3 separate regions of the Homo sapiens genome follow, and regions 1 and 3 are each linked to region 2. The links are chromatin contacts, found by Hi-C or POLR2A ChIA-PET in ENCODE. All regions are on one chromosome and are shown on one strand. The core of a region is the stretch at or near the end of the contact, and the rest is flanking DNA. Distances in the headings are between cores, read along the strand shown.

What was found. Hi-C counts contacts between places; a loop is a spot of excess contacts on that map. ChIA-PET counts read pairs that join two places held with the same protein, here RNA polymerase II (POLR2A). Pooled maps may share reads with other maps.
Region 1: a loop to region 2 is called in a map of endothelial cell of umbilical vein, with 21 times the contacts of the local background. The contact joins the promoter of ATP5F1B here to the promoter of NABP2 in region 2. A Hi-C loop is called at or near these places in 1 of 168 maps with a recorded cell type or tissue (endothelial cell of umbilical vein), 9 of 37 single-sample maps with no recorded cell type and 16 of 50 pooled maps. POLR2A ChIA-PET finds 5 or more read pairs at or near these places in 7 of 52 experiments (HepG2, MCF 10A, WTC11 and 3 more).
Region 3: a loop to region 2 is called in a pooled map, with 2.1 times the contacts of the local background. The contact joins the promoter of RBMS2 here to the promoter of NABP2 in region 2. A Hi-C loop is called at or near these places in 1 of 50 pooled maps. POLR2A ChIA-PET finds 5 or more read pairs at or near these places in 3 of 52 experiments (HEK293, WTC11 and activated T-cell).

The regions. Positions count from the first base shown.
Region 1 is chr12:56,644,576-56,647,450 of GRCh38, reverse strand. ATP5F1B (ATP synthase F1 subunit beta) reads left to right here and starts at 1,467. Exons shown (of 10, transcript NM_001686.4): 1 at 1,467-1,614; 2 at 2,098-2,280; 3 at 2,496-2,670. The coding sequence starts at 1,488. It overlaps SNORD59A (small nucleolar RNA, C/D box 59A), which reads left to right and starts at 2,350; the gene lies at 2,350-2,424. RefSeq lists enhancers at 950-1,658, 1,380-1,709, 1,659-2,369.
Region 2 is chr12:56,222,821-56,225,800 of GRCh38, reverse strand. It overlaps NABP2 (nucleic acid binding protein 2), which reads right to left and starts at 1,459. Exons shown (of 7, transcript NM_024068.4): 1 at 1,360-1,459; 2 at 866-967; 3 at 290-428; 4 at 106-177. The coding sequence starts at 944. RefSeq lists a silencer at 1,371-1,610 and enhancers at 2,342-2,636, 2,053-2,980.
Region 3 is chr12:56,520,527-56,523,625 of GRCh38, reverse strand. It overlaps RBMS2 (RNA binding motif single stranded interacting protein 2), which reads right to left and starts at 1,806. Exons shown (of 14, transcript NM_002898.4): 1 at 1,537-1,806. The coding sequence starts at 1,602. RefSeq lists an enhancer at 628-1,371.

The DNA of each region.
Region 1 (2,875 bases), core at 218-2,717, 420 kb before region 2:
GGTTCACGCCATTCTCCTGCCTCAGCCTCCTGAGTAGCTGGGACTACAGGCGCCCGCCACCACGCCCAGCTAATTTTTGTATTTTTAGTAGAGACGGGGTTTCACCATGTTGGCCAGGATGGTCTAGATCGCTTGACCTCATGATCTGCCCACCTCGGCCTCCCAGAGTGCTGGGATTACAGGCGTGAGCCACCGTGCCCAGCCTATTTTATTTTATATATTTATTTTATTTTTTTAGAGAGTCTCACTCTGTCGCCCAAGCTGGAGTGCAGTGGCGCTATCTCGGCTCACTGCAAGCTCCGCCTCTCGGATTTACGCCATTCTCCTGCCTCAGCCTCCCAAGTAGCTGGGACTACAGGCGCCCGCCACCACGCCCGGCTAATTTTTTGTATTGTTAGTAGAGACCGGGTTTCACTGTGTTAGTCAGGATGGTCTCGATCTCCTGACCTCGTGATCCGCCCGCCTTGGCCTCCCATAGTGCTGGGATTACAGGCGTGAGCCACCGCGCCCAGCTAATTTTTGTATTTTTAGTAGAGACGGGGTTTCACCATGTTAGCTAGGCTGGTCTCGAACTCCTGACCTCAGGTGATCCACCTGCCTCGGCCTCCGAAAGTACTGGGATTACAGGCGTGAGCCACCGCTCCCAGCCTACCCTAAGAATTTCTATTCACATTTCATAGCTGAGGTCTCTCAGCTTCCTTCAAGGTGGACAATTCTGTATCTCTAGGTGACCCAATTTTATCCCCTCGTCTTTCGTGCACCCAGTTTATGCTAACCAGGAACCATCACATTATTGCATTGTTTGTTCACCTGGACCTTAAAAGGAAGGTTCTTAGTCTTATTTATCTTATTATTGAGTCTCCTCAATGCCCTGCTAAAGTACTGGTTACATTAGTTTATTTCATTTTAATAGGTTTAAATGATAAAGATCCTGTCTAGGTTGCTAATCTGTGCAATCGCCTGGGAGCTTGCAATCTCACTACTTCGAGAGAAAAACCTTATTTTGGCTCTAAAGAGGGCTCCTGACTTCGCCACGCTCACCTTCAGTGGTGCTTCACCGCACTACCACTTCCCTAACCACCGCCCCTATGGCTGTCACCTAGATCAAGGACCTATCTAAGGAGAAAGCCCAAGGACAGGCAAAGACAGGCCACGCACTTTCAACAGGAACTCGGCCCCTTTCCTAAACGTAGTTCCTCTGATTACCCTGTCCAACGGACGTCGCTATGATCCAATTAAGTTTTGAGGCTCAGAGTGACGCCCTCTAACCTCACACTGTCCAATAAAAAAAGGAGTTTCAGATTAGCACCAGTTTTGACCAATGGATGAGAAGATCAGCGTGTATTAACCTGTAGAAGCAGCACAGAGAATGATGAGCAGCCAGTTCACCCAATGGACCTGCCTACTGCAGCGTAGGCCTCGCCTCAACGGCAGGAGAGCAGGCGGCTGCGGTTGCTGCAGCCTTCAGTCTCCACCCGGACTACGCCATGTTGGGGTTTGTGGGTCGGGTGGCCGCTGCTCCGGCCTCCGGGGCCTTGCGGAGACTCACCCCTTCAGCGTCGCTGCCCCCAGCTCAGCTCTTACTGCGGGCCGCTCCGACGGCGGTCCATCCTGGTAAGTGCTTTTCTCTAGGAGCTAACGTTCCATTTTGCCGCCCCATGACCTTGAGCCGGGGAACGATGGTAGCTCGGGCCTAAGGGATCCGTGGTGTTAAAAGGATGCCTGGAGCCGCGTCTTGCTCTCTAATGGCTGGAGAACAAGAATGGGACACCCATAGGAGGTTTCTTCGACCCAGCTCTGTCCCATTTTGTATAAAGTCCTTTGTGTGACGGAAAAGGTGCGGGCAGGTGCGTTGACCTTCCGGTTGAATAGGGGTACTGAACTCTCGAAAAATGGGGTCTTGTGCATGCGGATGGGAAGGCTGTGCAGGCGCTTTATCGATCGCTGCGCGGCCTTCCCTCTTGGACACGCGTTCCGTACAAGCGGAAAGAGGCCTGACTTCGGCTGAGTTTTCCTCTCCTTGTGTGTTAAGTCCTGGCTTCCGATGACCTTTAACTGGCCTGACCCCAGCTCCTTCCAATATCTTTTGTCTGTTAGTCAGGGACTATGCGGCGCAAACATCTCCTTCGCCAAAAGCAGGCGCCGCCACCGGGCGCATCGTGGCGGTCATTGGCGCAGTGGTGGACGTCCAGTTTGATGAGGGACTACCACCAATTCTAAATGCCCTGGAAGTGCAAGGCAGGGAGACCAGACTGGTTTTGGAGGTGGCCCAGCATTTGGGTAAGTAGAGTTTGTTAGGAATAGTAAAGACCTTGTGTAGCCCAAATATCCCCAAAACCAAGCTGTCTGCCTTCTATGATGATTTTATCAAAATGACTTTCGTTCTTCTGAGTTTGCTGAAGCCACATTTAGGTACTGAGAAGGAGTCTTGGTCGATTTAGGTCTTGATACCAATTTATCCTTATGTATAACCCTGCGATGCCTGTATCTAACAGGTGAGAGCACAGTAAGGACTATTGCTATGGATGGTACAGAAGGCTTGGTTAGAGGCCAGAAAGTACTGGATTCTGGTGCACCAATCAAAATTCCTGTTGGTCCTGAGACTTTGGGCAGAATCATGAATGTCATTGGAGAACCTATTGATGAAAGAGGTCCCATCAAAACCAAACAGTAAGTTGCTCTTATTGCATCTATGCACAAAGGAACTTCTGTTATTTGCAGTTTTACACATTAAGGTGACATGTTCTCCTAAAGCAGAATTTTTCTTCTGATACGTTCGATTATTAAAATCACACAGTGCAGTTTCACCTGAAGAAATTAGGATGCAGAATTTCTGATTGACAAAAGCCTACTACTTGAGGTTTTTTTTTTTGAG
Region 2 (2,980 bases), core at 210-2,709:
AGAAAAAGTCCAGAAATGAGGCTTGGACTGCACACCCTATGCTGCCTCCTTGCAAACCCCTTTGCCCTGGTGCTTCTTCATCCCAATCCCCAAGACAGCACTTACTCTCCAATCTTCTGCAGATCACCCCCACGGCCAGTATATAGTGTCAGACAACCTTTGAAAACTGAAGCGTACCTATGGGAGGCAAAAAAAGCAAAATTCAGTACTCAGAAGTGTTATAGGGACTGTTAACCCCACTCTTGATTGTTGTTGCCTTTGGAAGGCCAGAAGTCACCAGCTGACTTACCCTTTGGTGAGCCGGATAATGTCCCCAGGCTGGATCAGATTGCCAACATCGTCCCAGACAGAGATATTGATGCTGCCTGTTTTGTCCGCCACTTTGCAGGTCCGAACCTCATGCCCGTCCTTTGTCTTGGTCACTCGGCCTGAACGGAACAGATAAATCGAGGTGGGAGGATGGTCAAATAAATGGAGTGGTATCTCTCAGAAGGATGAGATGTGGATATTGGTGGAATGAGGGAAAAGGTGTACAAACAGGGGAAAGCCCAAATCCCTGGGGCATAAAGGGTTGGGATTGTGGAAGGGGTGGTGGAGGGTGGAGGTGGGAGTTCAGGGGCCAGCACCATGGAGAGGGCCCTGAGTGGAAAGAGGCCCGCGTCGCACAGGAGGTCTAGATCTGGCAAGAGTTCTATCTACCCTATACCTGACTGCAACTTTCTGTCCCAGGGTCGAAGAGATTGGGAGTGAGGAGTGTCTTGCAGCTTGCCTTGCCATCCCCATAGCAAGTTAAGAACGCAGACAGCGTTCTTCCCCTCCTGCCCCCGACCCCCATCCCGCGAACCCGCCACCCCAGTATAGACACCTGTCTCCAGCACAATGAAGATAAGGTTCAGATTCTTGAGCCCAGGCTTGATATCCTTCACAAAGGTCTCCGTCGTCATGCTGCCTGAGCCTCGGCACCCCACTGGATGGGGAATAGAGGATGAAGGCTCAATGCTTGGATCCTTTGCCCCCATGCTCCACTTCCCAAGGCCTACCTACCCCATTAGGCTGGGGTCAGGCAGCCTCAACCCCTCTAACCCTTCTAAAAGATTAAAAAAGAACATCCCCGGAGGCCTCCAACTTCAGGATCAGAATTTGGGGGTCTCTGGACAGGCTGCTTTGGGGCTGGAAGGCCCCCTGCCGGGATGCTCTTTTAGTCTCAAGCCGCGAAGTGGCGGAGCCGACGTAGACAGGGGTAGGGAACCCGGTGCACAGCCAGGGAGTAGAATCTTACTGGCCAGATCTTCCGGAACCCTCATCCCGACAAGCCGGGACTCGGTCCATCCCCTCCCCTACCCGCAGCCCACCACCCACCCAAGCCAGCCGGCAGGACTGTGCACGCCGCTGAGCAGCCCGCAGGGGGAGCCACAGGCTCCGCTGCCGCCGGATGCTGCCCCGTGGAACGCGGGAGTGCGGACATTCCCGGAAGTTTCCCCCGGCTGGCCTCCTCCGGCCAATCAGCACCGCCCGGGCGCGCCCTGCGTCCCGCCGCCTGCCCTGCCCAGCCAATCGGGATCAGAGACTCGTGCGCCGCGAAGGGGGCGAATTTCAGGTATTAAAGGAACCTTGGAGATAGTTGGCTCTGTAGGGGGAAAAATCCACCACTAGAAGGCGCACAGGGCCCCCAGTTTTCCTTAACTTGGCTAGGGAGAATGCACTTAGGTTCTAAGACGTTTCTTTCCAAAGAGTGACACAATGGGAAAAGGAGCAAGGGCTTCGGAATCTGGCGGACAAAAGTTTGAATCCTGGCTCAATGCTTCACTTCATTTCTCGACTATTTAAACATATGTAATTCCAATTCCGCAAGGCGCGGTGGCTCACGCCTGTAATCCCAGCACGTAGGGAGGCATAGGCTGGAGGATAGCATGAGTCCAGGAGTTCCAGACCTGCCTGGGCAATATAACGAGACCCCATTCTCCACAAAAAGGGAAAAAAAGACAAAAAATATGTAATTCCATCTTACGAGAAAACGGAAGTTATATTTAAAAAAGTGCCTTGCACACAGTAGGCACACACGGTTTCCTCCCTTTTTATTGCTCTAACCGTTATCTTTGTTCCTGATTTGGGGTTCTCATCTTTAATGCACTACCCAGCTTGGTCAAGGTCTCTGGGAAAAGTGGCATTTACACCAGAGACAAAAGGCAGGCTCACCCTTCTTGGAAGAAATGGAACCTGCGACAAAGAGAGAAACATTGTTAGTCCCTTTTTTTTTTTTTTTTGAAACAGGGTCTCGCTGTGTAACCCAGGCTGGAGTGTAGTGGTGCAATCTTGGCTTACTGCAACCTCCCACCACAGCCTCCGTAGTAGCTGGTACTACAGGTTCGCACTACCACCCTCGGCTAATTTCTGTATTTTTTTTGTAGAGACAGTTTCGCCATGTTTCCCAGGCTGGTCTCGGACTCATGACCTCAAGGGATCCGCCCACCTCGTCCTCCCAAAGTGCTAGGATTACAGGCGTGAGCCGCTGCACCTGGCCATACTACTCTTCCCCGCCCCGCCCCACCGCTCCACCCCGGCAAAGGAGTCTTGCTCTGTCGCCCAGGTTGGAGTGCAGTGGCGCGATCTCGGCTCACTGCAATGCAACCTCTGCCTCCCGGGTTCAAGCGATTCTCCTGTCTCAGCCTCCCGAGTAGCTGGGATTACAGGCGCCCGCCACCACGCCCGGCTACTTTTTTTGTATTTTTAGTAGAGACGGGGTTTCACCACGTTGGCCAGCCTGGGCTCAAACTCCTGACCTCGTGATCCACCAGCCTCGGTCTCCCAAAGTGTTGGGATTAAAGGCATGAACCACCGCGCCCGGCCATACTACTCTTATCTTACTTATCTCAGAGTCCCGCTAGAAGACAGCAGAAAGGAGGCCTGAAACTTTAGTTCCTTTTGGGACCTGTCAAATTGTCCACAAAAGGTAGCTAGCTCTGTATTGTTGTGTATAAAC
Region 3 (3,099 bases), core at 557-3,056, 300 kb before region 2:
ACCAAGCCCAGCTAATTTGGGGTTTCACCATGTTGACCAGGCTGGTCTCGAACTCCTGACCTCAAGTGATCCACCCACCTTGGCCTCCCAAGTGCTGGGATTACAGGCATAAGCCACCATGCCCAGCCTCATTTCTTTTTTAAAGTAAATTTTATTGTGTATATTTAAGGTATACAACATGTTACGGGATACATATAGATAGTAGAAAGGTTACTATAGTGAAGTAAATTAATCATCCCACATAATTGTCCCTTTTGTTTCTTTTTGTGGCAAGAGGAGCTAAAGTCTGCTCATTTAGCATGAATCCCATATACAGTACAACTTTATCATCTATAGTCCTCATGTTGTACATTGGATCTCAGGATTTGTTCATCCTACATATCTACTACTTTGTATCCTCTGACCTATAGCTCCCCATTTCCTCTCCCCTCTACCCATATTTCTTCAGGATATAAACAAAATGAGTACCACACAGACTAAGCCCATAAATCAACATTAAGTGTTTTGGGTCTAAACATTTACCCACTGCATTGATCAGACACTTGTGTTTAAATCCACCTCTAATGGTCTCATTAGGTACATGAGAAAGCAGCAGGAATCGTTCCTCACCCTCCAACATTCCATTAGATGAGCAAAAGATTCCCTAAATGTCTATGTCACATTTTTTCTTCAAAGAACAGCTACAACACAAAGAGAGGGTAAAGAGTCTTCTTCCTGCTACAGCATGAAATTCCTCCTAATCAGTATGCTGTGCGCCCTGAAATGCCAGAAACTGCCAAATATATTCCTTGTCAAATATGGACAAGATTGTCCATCTCTCCCCATGTGCCCAAGGACAGCACAATTCTCTGGCAGCCATGGGTTAATCATAAAGACTCCTAGGATCACTGCAAAGTCTGGCTATCTGCAGAGGTCCAAGTATCAGTTCAAATACAAGATCCAAAGTATCACAGCGCTCTGTGCCTTAATCCCAAGGTGCGATGTCTCTCAAGACTCCTTCTCTATAGGCTGGGTGGGGTAGGATCTGTAGTCTAGAAGAGTATACCCAGCTCTTGATAAACTGTTGTGGTTTCTCTGACTATCTATGATTTCAGCTATCTAATACTACTGGTGGTATGGGTAGGAGGGAAGGTTGGGGAGAGAATGGAAACAGTTAATCAAAAAATAAAATAATCTTGTGGGGTGGGGTGGACTGGGGGACAGGGTCTGAAATGACATATTATCCTTGTGGAGATTGATACATCAGCAGGAAGTCAAACTAACTTCATTTCATAAGGATACAAACTTGCAAGCTTGATTTGTTTTTAATTCCCCTGTCTTTTCAGGCCTCGCAGAGACTGAAAGTTCCCTGAACTCCAGAACCAGTTGAGGAAAGATGCAGAAAGCAGTAGTGGAAAAGGGAGAAGCGCGGTGAGGAATTAGGAATCTTGAGAGAGGAAGCCCCTTCCCCTCTTTAAAAAGAATGTAAAAACCAAGGGCATTGCAAGATCCCCAGAAAAAGAAGTAGCTAGATACCAAAAAAGCGCTTTTCCCTACCTTCTTGTTGTTTCTATTGTAGCCAAAAGTCGAAATCCCGGGCCTGGAAGTCACGGATAGCAGCATTTTCTCTTTAATGTTAGGGAACGAGCGAGAGAGAGAGAGAGAGAGAAAGGGAGGGGGTAAGAAAGACGGGGAGGGAGGGAGGAGGGGAGCGAGGGAAAGGGGGAGAGGGAGGGAGGAAAAAAGGGAGGGGGAGGAGAAAGGAGGAGAAAAGGAGCAGGAGGAGAGAGATGAAGGGGGGCTGCGGGCAGAGAATGAGCTCGGGCTGCTCCTTTACGTCACTGAGAGAAGTTAACAGAGTCTGAATGAGGCAGAGGCACTTCCACTGGGTCCTAATGCCCAAGATGTTTTTTTTTGTTTGTTTTTCATAGTCTCAGGAGTTAAAGCTAGAAAGAAGAGTTCTTAGGTCTAACCCCTTTCAAATTTATCCCCTTTCCTCTATGAACAAGTTCCGATTCTCATATAAAGACAATGAGGGCTTTATTTCCACCCTTAGATCTCAGCTATAAGATTTCAAGCTTGATTTTAAAGGGGCTCCTGAGACATTGCCTTGGAGAACACGCAAAAAAAAAAAAAAAAAAAAACAGAGTTAGAGTGTGTGAGATAAGCTCAGGGCTTCCCCTACTTTACACTTACAGTGATTTTTTTTTTTTTTTTTTGAGACAGAGTTTTAGTCTGTCACCCAGGCTGAAGTGCAGTGGTGCAATCCCGGATCCGGCTCACTGCAACCTCCACCTTCCGCAATTCTCCTGCCTCAGCCTCTCGAGTAGCTGGGATTACAGGTGACCACCACCACACCCAGCTGATTTTTGTATTTTTTAGTAGGGACGGGGTTTCGCCATCTTGGCCAGGCTGGTCTCGAACTCCTGACCTCAAGTGATCCACCCACTCAACCTCCCAAAGTGCTGGGATTACAGGCATGAGCCACCACCCCTGGCCCATTTATAGTGATCTTAATGTACAAAGGAACAAACAGAGGAACACACCAAAGAGCAGAGCTAAGCAAAACAGAGTATGGGGTATAACTAGTTTCAGATCCTTAGATGTGTTTCTCTTGGGTCATACCAATGGGCTGATGCCCCTCACTCCTATTTCAGATTCTCCGAGGAATGAGTTCATACTTAAGAAGGAATTATCAGACTGGACTATATCATGAAACTTGGTGCCTTGTTATTTCTCTAACAATTGCAGGCTATCTTATTTAACACTTTACCCTGCTATTTCCTCATCTTTAAGATCCATGAAACTGAAACAATTACAGTAACTCACCAAACCTGGAGTTTATGTCTAAATTGAAGTCTACAGTTGGGATGTCTGCTTTGAGTTGTCTTTGAGCTGTTTAAAAAAAAAAAATACTTAAGAAGCATATGCTTCAACAGAATAAAAACACAAAATTCTTAGGAAGGAATACAAATTTCAGAGTCAAGAACCTAATAGAGTTGCAACACTTACCTCTACTAGTTTCCAAAGAATGTCTTTGTAGGCGTAACCTTAACAAGAAAGGAAACCAAAAACTTAAGAATGATATCCAGTAACCCCTACCAATCCAAGTGCAATAGG